2 separate regions of the Mus musculus genome follow, and region 2 is linked to region 1. The links are chromatin contacts, found by Hi-C or POLR2A ChIA-PET in ENCODE. All regions are on one chromosome and are shown on one strand. Each heading gives the region's core, a stretch centred on a gene start or an enhancer-like site at or near the end of the contact. The rest is flanking DNA. Distances are from core to core; before and after follow the strand shown. Region 1 holds the start of Gas6 (growth arrest specific 6). Region 2 has its middle 34 kb from the start of 1700029H14Rik.

Region 1 (5,835 bases), core at 1,723-4,222:
CTAGCATTTTCACAGGAAGGTTACATCTCTTCCCACTCTTCCTTCTGAGGCTATGAAGGTGACTGGCGCTTGTATATCCACTGGCGCGGGTCTTAGGTCTCCCCAGGGGTATGGAGTAGGGGAGGCTCCAGCCATGGGTCCCTGCAGAGGATCACGGGGACTCCAGAGCACAGCTTGGTACTACCTCTTCCTGAGGCTTGCCCGGTATCTGTGGCGCCAGGAGAAAAGCGACTAGCAGCCAGATCAAGGTGCTAGCAGCTAGGAAAGAGCTTTGATTTGGAACTCTGCAAGGTGACGTGAGGTGCGTGCGGACTGGATGCCGGGGTTAACAGTTTCCATACTGCAGGCAAGAGGCACAGGTCAGGTATCCAAGCTGGCTCATGAGAGGAAAGTCCACGTGTTAGGGTGTAGGGGTTACAGAGGGACAGTTTTAGATAGCGCTGATGGGAAGAGGTGTACGCCAAGCCCTGAAGGAGACAGGCTCTGACAGGACCAGAGGGGTCTGTCCTTTGGAGCATTATAGTCAGGAGTTTCACCCAAAAGCTGACAGAAAAGGGAAACCCTCCCATGGCCGAAGAGAAGTTATTTGGAGGAGGTGGGGGTCCTGAGGACATTACTCTCTTTCATGTCTTCATTTCAGACCTTTGCAAATAAGATCATAATTAAAACATACAAGCAATTAAAACCAGAGGGACTTGACTCTAACTAAGAAAAGCAGTTCCCTGTCCAGGCAGTCAGGAGGGCCAGCTTGGGCCTGTCTGCCCTGGCAGGCAGGCTGCAGAGGGGCGGGACTCCACCGCTGGGTGGTGGCCTTGCTGCTCTCTCTCAACTCTTGTCACCACAAGCCCTGTCCACACTGAATGGCAGGAAGCTTCATGGGAGGGTGGAGTTGTAACACACAGAACCAGTCACCTAAGCCCACAGCCCAGGTGACCAAGGACTGGGACTTACCCTAGAATGCCGATGGCAGAACTCATTGGGTCGAGAGCAATCATCAAAACAGAGAAGCAGCAGCAAGGGTAGAAAAAGATCAGCCATCTGCCCCATCCTGCTGTAGATGCCTGGGGCAGCACCATGGTGAGGGGAGGGTGGGAGGTGGGGTGGGGGAGGGGGGAGCAGGGGTGGGGCACAGCTTGTCACCTGATCTTGGCTTCCACACTGGGTAACAGTGCCAAAGCAGCTATGGTGACACTCAACAGCTGTAGCACCGCTATCAGGAAAGCAGCTTTGACAGGGATTGTCCAGTCAGCCGATTAGACACAAGTCAAAGCAAAGGCCCCAATGGCTCACACAGCGCCATCCTAACATCATGTGATCCTTACTTCACCCCAGAAGAATTCTTTGAAGGGAAAATGCCAGCGGAACCCAACATTGTGAAACCATACCGATTTGGCAGGTGTTGGGGGGGGGAGTGGGGGGGGGGCTCTGCATCACTACGGAGACCCGTGGGCCAGTCCAGATCTCAATCAACCTCACGCATGCCCTACGCTGGGGTGTGTTCCCCTCATGAATCCACTCAGCCCCCACGCGCACCTTCTGGGGAGAGTCCTGTGCATACATAGGCTGCTGGCTGCAGTTGGCTGTACGCCTGCTCCATTCCCCAAGGACATTATTAATAGAAGTTTGTCCTGGGCCAGCACAGCCCTTGCAGAGGCAGGTGCCGGCCCTCTTCCTCACGTTGCTCCCCACCCGCCCGTATGCATGTTCTTAGCACAATTCCAGCCATCGTATTTTTGGACCTGCTGCAGCAAGCAATTCCAGCTTTGAGATCTTTCAATTCCTCTTTCAGGAAAACCCTGGGTCCCTCCGGAGGAAGACCAAAGAGGAGCCCCACCCCTCACCTCCAATCCAATAAAGGGACTGGCAGTCTTAGGAAGCCTTTGAGTTTCAAATCACTGCGGATTTTTCCCACGGGTACTTTCTTTTCGAGGGTAGGGGAAGATTTAGTTTCAGAGTCTACTGAAGGGATCTCAGTGGAGCCCACTCAAGGATACGCTTTCTACTCCTGAAGAGGAGAGGACTTGTGGGTCAACTGAGAAACTTGGGCTCAAGAATGGAGAAGTGCAAGGGGGTGCGAAGAAGGCTCAGTGTCTAAGAGTTCTGGGGTGCACGTGGTGGTGCGGTCCACACAAGGATCCTTACATCTCCAGAAAGGATGTTTGGGATTCGACAGTCCCCGGGTCTCCTGGACCCTCACAGGGTGGGAGTCGGAACTTGCGGCCCCCAAAAGTATGGGTTCTGGGACGCCCAGGACCCACCCCGCGACCCCTGGCGCACGCTCACCGTCTCGGGGTCGTTCTCGAACACCTCTCTGGCCTCCTCTTTGCTGCACACCTCCTCCACGCACTCCCGTTCCAGGTGGCCCTGCTTGGCCTCCTCGAAGACTTGGTAGGCGCGGCGCTGCCTGGGCCGCAGAAACTGCGCCGCCTCACGCGCCCGCAACAGCACAGCTGCAGAAAGAAGGGTGTACGGTCAACCTACACCCACTCGGGGCTGGAATGTAGGGGGTCTGGGATGCTGGGGATCGTAATGCCTGTGTGTCTGGGATGCTCCGGGTCCGTGATGCCTAGAGCTCAGAGGTCCGGGGACAGGATGCCAGGGTGTCTGGGGTACCCGGCACCAGGATGCTGCGCCGGGGTACAGGCCTGGAGCCCCACACCACGGGGTAGTGGGTTTGGGGGACCCCTGCGGTACTCACTGTGAGAAGACTCGGAAGCCAGCAGGAGCAGCAGAAGCGCAGTGCCCAGGGCGGCGGCGGGCCCGGGCGGTGGCGGCATGGCGAGGCCGGTGCCGGGGAGCCTAGCAGCCGGGAGCGTGCGGTCAGAGCACCCGGGAGGCTGAAGCGAGGCGCGGACGCCGCGAGACACGGGCTCCGGTCATCCTGGCTAAGCGACGGTGAAGGTCACATCCCTGCGGCGGCAGCGCCGCACCCGGCGCTCGCTGCGGTTCTGGGCCGTGAAGGAGGCAGCGGGTGAGGGCGGGGCTTAGGGCGGGTGGGGGTGGGGCCTAGTGTGAGTAGGGCGGGGCCTTTGGGGGCGGGGCCGAGCTGGGTGAGGCAAGGCAGGCTGACTGGTTCGACTCCAGTATCCTCAAAATTTCACTGCTAGAATGCGGTAAAATGAAAGGAGAATTGTATCTGGGCATCTGCCCAGGTACAATTTGACCGTTTTCTATCCTCCTCTGCAGACATCGTTTTCGGAATCTTCATTCTTGGGCACATTTTCTAAAGAGATGCAACATCCACTAAGGAAACAATAACTGTGGCCACACCCAGTGGCGTGGAGGTCCACGGTGCAAGATGTTATTCCCTCTGAAATCTGATTTCCACACCACAGGCTGAAAGCAGCATTGTGTATTTTCCAGTACCAAAGCTTTCTGGCTCTTGTCTCAGGGCACTTTGCAAGGTCATAGATGCACACACACACACACACACACACACACACACACACACCTTGCAGACCAATCACAGAATGCAGATATGCAGCAGCCTGCCAAAACCCAATAGGGTAGATGTTCCTGAGACATCCTTACCTCAGCATTTTGATAGAAAAGGATAAGGAGTCACCCTCCCCCTCTTTTCTGGGTGAATGCAACCCAGATTCTTGGGAGCACACAAGGTCAATACTGGTGGAATTCTTCTTTAAGGTCATCCGTTTGAAGGTGGGGCTAACAAATATCTTAATTTCAGAGAAATGACTGCCATGGGAATCATCTTGAAAGGGAATTAAAAATTGGATAAGCTGTGCCTGCTTCCAGACCAGAATCACGGCACTCCCAGGAAACCAAGCCAAGAACTTCAGAAGCCAGAGAGCACCCCGAATTTCCTAAGGCTGCCCCAGGCCTACAGACACCATGTGCTTGGAATGAATATTTGCCGTATTAATTTTCTGCTCTTTCTTAAGAAGGAACACTGTTTTCAAAAGTGGTGTTGGTTATTCACGAACACTCATTCCAAGCCAAGTAGAGGTCCGCCATTTCTGAAGGTTCTGAGGAACGGGCATGGGTGGAGGTCAGGTGGTTTGCATGTCTGCAGTTGCTGCTGCCTGTACACCTGTGGAAGGTTGGAGGAAAGATGATTTGATTTTTCTAGTTACTTGAATCCCTTCCTCCCCCCTCCCCCCATGAGAGACAGCTTCTCTGGCTTCTATGGTGTGGTCGTGACTCAGACAACCAGGACCCAGCACCACCTCAGCTCGATGGAGTTATCCAGATCTTTTGGCTTCCTTTAGCCTTGACCTCAGTCTCCCCTACATTCCCAGTGCATTCTTTCTGCTGGGCATCCCAGTAAAGATGCCTCACATTATACAGACCGTTGGTTTAATGAAGAGAGAGCATCCTCCTGGATTTGGCTTAGAAAACAGAGCAAAGAGGAAGCAAATGTGGAGGGAAGTGGAAGGCTGGATGGAGGGCACTCAACCGAGTCATCAACACAAACAAACAACAAACAAAACAAATGAAACAAACAAACAAACAAACAAACAATTCCCTTTCCAAGGCAGCCATGGGAAACCTGTAAGAAACGACCCGGGTAAATATTTCACATTTGAAGTGCCCTGCAATGGAAATGGTGAGGCTCAGCCCCACAGGGCAGGAGGTTGGAGCCATCTGGGGTGTTGCGAATGATCTGGCTACAGAAAGGAAAGCTGGTTGCTTCTCTTGTCAGGAATAAGCTCAGGTGGGCTGTGGAGATTGGGTGGAAGCATTGTGTCTGGATGGAACCAGTTCTGCACAGTCCCCAAGGCCACTTCTCTGTGCAATACACTTGAACTGAGATTGCTCTTGTTCTTCTTTAAAATGAGTTGTCCTGGAAACAAACCAACATTCAGTTTGGTTTCTGTTTGGGGTTCGATAGCCTTATCGATATATGGAAATGCCTTTAAGTTGTGTCTATAAGATAGCTTTTGATGTACCTGAGGCCCAGGTGTTTACCTGTGTAGCAAGATGACACAGCAGGATCCAAAGAGTGCCTGTCCCCTTTGCTAATTCTTCCTTCCCAATGTCCCTCCCATCCCCTGTGTTCCCATAGTCTAGAAAACAGCTTCTGCTACTACAGATTAACTCATAATTTCTAGCATTACATAAATCTATATTAACCACATTTTTTGCTTGGCCTTTTCAACCAGCATATTTTCATTTTTGCTCACTATATTCAGTTTTATGGATATACTTATTGATGAACATTAGAGGTTTTTTAAAAAAAGATTTATTTCTTTATTTTATGTGTATGAGTACACTATAGCTGTATTCAGACACACCAGAAGAGGGCATCGGATCCCATTACAGATGGTTGTGATCTGGAAGATCAGTTGGTGCTCTTAACCACTAAACCATCTCTCTAGCCCAAGTTGTCTTATTTTCTTAAATCAGACAATAGACTGTGAACACTTATGGGCCATTTATGCATAAATTATCACGTGCCAATATGGTTTCATTTCTCTTGAACTTTCTTTTTACTTTAATAAAAACTTTATTTAAACAAGAGGATTGACTTGAAGGGATGATTTTGTCCAAGAGTAATTTACCCCTACTTAAAGACAAATTGCCCTGCTTGTAACAATAATGTACAAAAAAGTTATAAAAGTGTACTTGGCTTTACAATGGTAGATGTAAAAACATTAAAATTCTCCCATCAAACAAGGTATGAATGGATTTTATGTTGTTGGGTTCTTTTGTCAAAACGATGAGAAGAAAATAACTTACTGCAACACAAGGAGTGGAATGAGGGAGCCACTAATGGAGAAAGGGGGAATGTTTTTACAGACCCAGTACCGACCCCAGACCAGCCCCATCTGATGTCAACCAAAACAACATTGGCCACTTAGTTTAAAAAAGAAA
Region 2 (5,787 bases), core at 3,124-5,623, 36 kb after region 1:
TAGGGACAACTGGATAGCCATTTGCAAAAGGATGGATTTAGAATCCTCTCATTTCATATAAAAGTTAACTCAAAGTGGATCCAAACATAAAACTCAGGGACCCAAATATAAAAGCCCTCTGTGATGGTTTGTATATTCTTGGACCAAGGAGTGGCACCATTTGGAGGTGTGGCCTTGTTGGAATAGGTGTGACCTGGTTGGAGTAGGTGTGTCACTGTGGGTGTGGACTTAAGACTCTCACTCCAGTTGCCTGGAAGTCAGTCTTCCACTAGCAGCCTTTGGATGAAGATGTAGAACTCTCAGCTCTGCCTGCACCATGACAGCCTGGATGCTGTCATGCTCCCACCTTGATGATAATGGACTAAACCTCTGAACCTCTAAACTATCCCCAGTTAAATGTTGTTTTTTATAAGACTTGCCTTGGTCATGGTATCTGTTCACAGCAGTAAAACCATAACTAAGACACCCCCAGACTATAAAACTCTCAGAAGAGAATAAGGATAAACATACATAACATTGGGTTTTTGATGGAACCTTAGATCTGATCCCAAAAGGCAAACACATTGAAAATACGTACATCGGGTTGCATCAAACTCAGACTTCTGTGCATTGATGGAATTATTAAGAAGAAAAGAACCACAGAATGGAAGGAAATACTTGTAAAACTTCTATCTGATAAGGGTTGAGCATCAAAAATGTATAAACCAGGTATGGATATAGCTCAGTAGTGAAATATTTATCCAGAATGTGTGAGGCCCCGGATTGAGTCCTCAGTAACACACACATGTGGACATAGACACACAGACAGACATGGGGATATACACACACAGCTGGACACACACACATACATACACACAGACATGGGCACACAGACACACATGGACACAGACACACAGACACACATGGACACAGACACACATGGACACAGACACACAGATACACATTAGGACACAGACAGACAGACAGACAGACATGGACACACAAACACACGCATGAACACACAGACACACACACACACACACATGGACACACAGATACAGACACACTGACATATACACAGACACACACATGTACGTACACCTTTATTACTGTGATGAAATATCTGACACACACAATGCAAGGCAGGGTCCTTTTGGCTCACAGTTGCAGGGGACATCCATCACCAGCACAGTAGTTATCAGAGTGGGAAGTGACAGTCACATTACATCCAGTCAGGATGCAGAGAGAAATGAACCCTGGCTACTCTGGCTGCTCTTGAGGTTTGTGTTATAGGTGATTCTATATCCTTTCAAGTTGGCTATTAGTATTAATCAGTACTATACATTTCTATGATATATATATACATATACATGTACATGTATACATATACACACGAATACACATTATTCTTACATAAAAGACAAAACTCAATGCAGAAATAGATAACAGATTTAAACAGACATTCCTCTGAAGAGCTACACATGTCCAACGGGAATGTGGAGAGATGTTCAGTGACGTTTGTCATTAGAATAACAATCTGGGCCACAGAGAAACACTGCCCCTTGTCAAGGAGATGGCTGTGGCTTTCCTTTCAGCATGACAGGTGAGGGCCTGAGATCCAGATGCCCTCGTACTCTGTGCTAGCAGAAGTGCAATGTGGTACAGCTGCCAGGCCCACAAAACCAAATATAAAATTATCGTCAAACCCAGCAATTTGACTCCCATGCATATACCCAAAAGAAATGGAAACATATCCTGAAGAGACTTAGATACTATGTTCACAACTGCACTACTGACCAGGGGAGGGGATATCACAAGTACCCAGCAACAGAGGAATGGGTAGAGATAATGTTATACTGTACTAGAAATATTACTCACCCATGAAGAAGACCGGAGGTCTGATGCACAGAACTGTAATGAGTCATGAGAGCTCTGCGCTCACTGAGAGAAGCCACATATGAGCTTGTGCGCTACACTGTTCCTTTGTTGTGGAATGTCTAGAGTGGCTGTGGTGGTTTGATAAGAACAGCCCCCATGAGCTCATATGTTTGGATGCTTGGCCAGCAGAGAGTGAGTGGTACTATTTGAAAGGATTAGAAGGCTCGACTTTGTTGAAGTAGGTGTGGCCTTGTTGGAGGAAGCTTGTCACTGTTCATGGGCTTTGAGGGTTTGAGTGCCAAACCAGGCCCAGTGTGTCTGTCCACCTGTCCGTCTGTCCGTCTGTCCATCTGTCTGTCTGTCTGTCTGTCTCTTCCTGCTGCCTGTAGACCCAGCTCTTTCTCCAGCACCATGTCTGCCTGCATGCCATATGCTACCCACCATGACGATAATGGACTGACCCTCTGAAACCATAAGCCAAGCCCAATGGAACGCTTTATAAGAGTTGCCTTGGTCATGGTGTCTCTTCACAGCAATAGAACAGTGGCTGGGACAGAAGTCCGGTCCATAGACATAGAAGAAGGGTAATAATTGCCAGGGAAGTGAACGGAGGCTGCATACTTGTGAGACATGTGGCGCCTTTCTGGAGTGATGAAAATGTTTTGAAACTCTAGGAAGGATGTGGTGGTGCTTCGAGGTGCCCTTGTAGAAGGATGCTAGGCAACACGACTGTCACCTCAGTACTAGTAAGTACTGGGAAATCAGGGTGTTTAATGAGTGACTACTGCAGATAAAAGTCACCGAGACAGCCAGTGGCTCTCCAGCCCCCGATGTGTGTGCTCTTGTTCTTTTCTATGGAGGGGATCTTATGACTGCCAGAGAAGTGTAGCAGCTCACCCTTCCCATTCATCCCAGACACTCTGCAAGGAGCCCACGTCTCAGAGCCTTCAGCCTTCCTGTTTGCCTCTACTGCAAAATGATGCTTGCGGGGAGAAAAAAATCCATAGCTCCACTTGCTGGCAGAGGAGAGTACCACCCTGGTGGGCCTTACACTGCAAGAAAACATCAATTCTTGGAAGGGACCCTTGGTTTCTGCACTGAGGCTGGAATAGTGCAATCTTTTTGTCACTGAGCCCTCAGTGGGACAACGGCTGGACATCTCGCTTTGGGCACACTGTGTGGCTGTCCCACAACACTGACATTACAAGTACCTCACTCACTCGGCCCCTCCTCCTGCCCTGTCAAGGCCTGTGGGTCTTCCTCAGAGATCTATCCCTCACTTCATGGTTGCTGCTTCACTGCAGAGACCTCCTATCCCCAGTCTGCCCAGTGTTTCCCTATCACTGGGTGGATGGCCTGAGCCATCCACATGCCCCCTGCTTCAGGATAGTTGAGCTGCATAGTTCATAATCATGACTCAGGGATTGTTGTATCTAAATCTGACAGAGTTCGCAGCTCCTCGGCCAGGTGCAGATCACCTCACTAGCGGCTTGGGGGCAGTCTACCTCACAGTGCAGACTCACTAGGTCCCCTCTGTACTTTCCCACTGTAGACCTCCAGCTTTTTGAGACCCCAGGACCCCTTCCAGTTGAGCACACATGCTCCTATCCCTAACAAGGGCCGTCTGTCCACGTGAGTGATACAAACTTGGGCCCATTTCTGCTGGTGAAGGAATGTGCCACAGACTCAGCGGTGGCCCACAAAGCCCAGGGAGATTCCTGGAAGAGAAACTCTGTGTTCCTCCAGATTTAGAGACATGTGTAGCCAGGGTGTTTAAAAGGAAAGTGGAATTTTTGTTTTTCCTTGGAAGTGACGGTTATTTATCTTGTCAATTCCAGAACACGTGAGGCACGGGGTTCTGGTCTGACTGCCTCCAAGTCTGAGATTCTGTTGTCTGGGAAGACAACTGCATTCCTGAGATGTGGGGCTGTCAAGAGGGCTGTTTTAATGGGCTCTGTGGAGGCCCTGTGGCCAGGAAGAATGTTCTTGTGGGTACAGCCTGGTCTGCCAGAGGAGTGGGCTGGACCCGCTCACACTGGGACCTCAGCCCCGCACAGGGGAGAAGCTTCACCCGTGGTCTCATCCACTCATAGCCTAGCTGGAGCCTTCCTGGACCCTGAATGTGAGCCAGCTCGTGGATGGACAGAGGGAAGTGGAGCTCGGGCGTCAGGGAGACGTAACCTGAGCCTGAGAGGAGGCGAGGCCTCAGCACTCCTTGGACAGCAGCTGGCCCAGCATCTACAGAGCCAGTTCTCCACACACCTGGGTGGCTTCACCAAGGCTGGGAGAAGTGAGCCCACGGCAGGCACCTATAGGCTAGAAGTCTCCCTATCCATGGACATGAAAAGTGCTCTCAGGTCATGTGCAAACACTTTTGTGTTCCTGGCATGGGGGAACCGTTCTCTTTGTTCTGTTTCTTGCAGGCGGCTTTGTCCCTTTCCAAGGGTTTCACACTCTCAGTGCCCACGAGGGCCTGTCTCCAATCTTGTTGACACTGGTTGTGTTGACATCAAGTGCTCTGTTCTGGTCACTGTGTCCCTCTGCCTGGCCCAGCGTGGGGCCTACTGTGCTCTTGGTTAGGCAGAGACTCAGAGCTAAGGCTTCGGAGGCTGGGATTTAAGCCAAGGCTGGAGGGAGCCAAGCCCTGAATATCCTCGCCAGAATCCACAGGATCCAACTACCAGGCACCCAGCCAAGAGAGGGGTTATATCTGCCACAGACTTGAGGAGAAGCTCCTGTCCCACACATGGAGCCCCTGAAGCCACCCTCTGTCCTGTCCTCTATCGCCTCAGATGCTGAGGGTAATGAGAAGTGAGGACCTTAAGGTCCTGGGTGTCTGATTGGTGGTAAGAGGCTTGGGGAGAATGCTATTCCCACCTGTACACCGAGCCCCAGGGATGCCCCACTCCCACAGATGACTGGGGAACCATCATGGTCAACTACTCAACCCCCACTATCCCAGGATGCTGAGTCTTAGAGATTCCTCCACAAGCTCATGGCTTCCTGAGCCAGGGGATAGGAAAGGCATGGTGAGATTGCCACAAGGCCTTGCTTGCAGGAGTGCTCTGGCCTGCTTGAATCCTGTCTTTGTTCCTCAGCCTATTGGCAGAGAGTGGACATGTGGGGGCTGAAGCAGCCCTCTGCATTGCAGGTTATTGAGAGCTAGTGTGTAATAGTATGGCACATATGCACTGCCATTTACGACGACTCTGCTCTAAGTGGTAGCTGCATCCCAATGGTCCCTAACCAAGCCCCTGGGGGGCTCAGCCAAGGCATCTTCTTCTCATGTCACCAGAGCCCTTAGCATCCTGACTTTCTCTCTGGGAAGCTGAGTTCCATGCAGAGCCTTCCCTCCTTATCCCTGGGTTGCTGGCTAACAGAAAATCATGACTGGTTCTGAGATAGCCCTGGGGCCATCCTAGATGTCCCCTGCATGAGCTCCTGTGGCCATGCTGGATGTACAAGTAGAGTGTTGGGCTACAGTGGAGTCCCAGGCTCAGGAGGCAGTGTTCTGGCTTTATGCCATATCCGTTTATCTGCCACCCAGGCTGGGCTTCAGTCACTAAAGCTGCCATGTGACACAGCCTCCTGGCCTGATAAATCATAGGGTAGAGGAAGGAAACCTCCTGGGGAATCTGGCGTGCAGCCCAGGCTCAGGAGCAGAGGTCCTGGGCTTCTGCTTCCGCTCCATGGCCCATTCTTAAATGTGTCACTGGCCATGAGTCGGCTGGCTGCCAGACCTCTGTAATGTTACATAAAACATGAAAGGCTCGCCCCTTAGGCCAGACAGATGAGCAAGAGGCACTGTTTCTAAGTCCTTTCCTTGGAATTCCTAACATATTGTCCAAGCAGACCTGAAATGTCCTGGCCTCTATCTAAAGATGCCCATGTCTGAGGGCTCAGTGTCTCTGGATGTTCCTAAAGCTTGCA

The links. A loop is a pair of places that touch in the nucleus more often than their neighbours do. ChIA-PET counts read pairs that join two places held with the same protein, here RNA polymerase II (POLR2A).
Region 2: a loop to region 1 is called in a map of heart, with 5 times the contacts of the local background. The contact joins the enhancer-like site here to the promoter of Gas6 in region 1. A Hi-C loop is called at or near these places in 8 of 37 maps with a recorded cell type or tissue (gastrocnemius, heart and left cerebral cortex). POLR2A ChIA-PET finds 5 or more read pairs at or near these places in 1 of 5 experiments (Patski).

What each region holds. Positions count from the first base shown.
Region 1 is chr8:13,491,563-13,497,397 of GRCm38, forward strand. It overlaps Gas6 (growth arrest specific 6), which reads right to left and starts at 2,973. Exons shown (of 15, transcript NM_019521.2): 1 at 2,699-2,973; 2 at 2,284-2,450. The coding sequence starts at 2,777. It also overlaps a transcript of Tmem255b not described here.
Region 2 is chr8:13,525,663-13,531,449 of GRCm38, forward strand. No RefSeq gene overlaps it. Among named protein-coding and RNA genes, the nearest start is that of 1700029H14Rik, 34 kb to the right of the region's middle. Within about 2 kb of position 4,374, at least 1 of the 3 ENCODE cell types and tissues checked has a DNase peak (open chromatin) inside an H3K27ac peak, as active enhancers do; it is heart, where a contact is called at or near this core.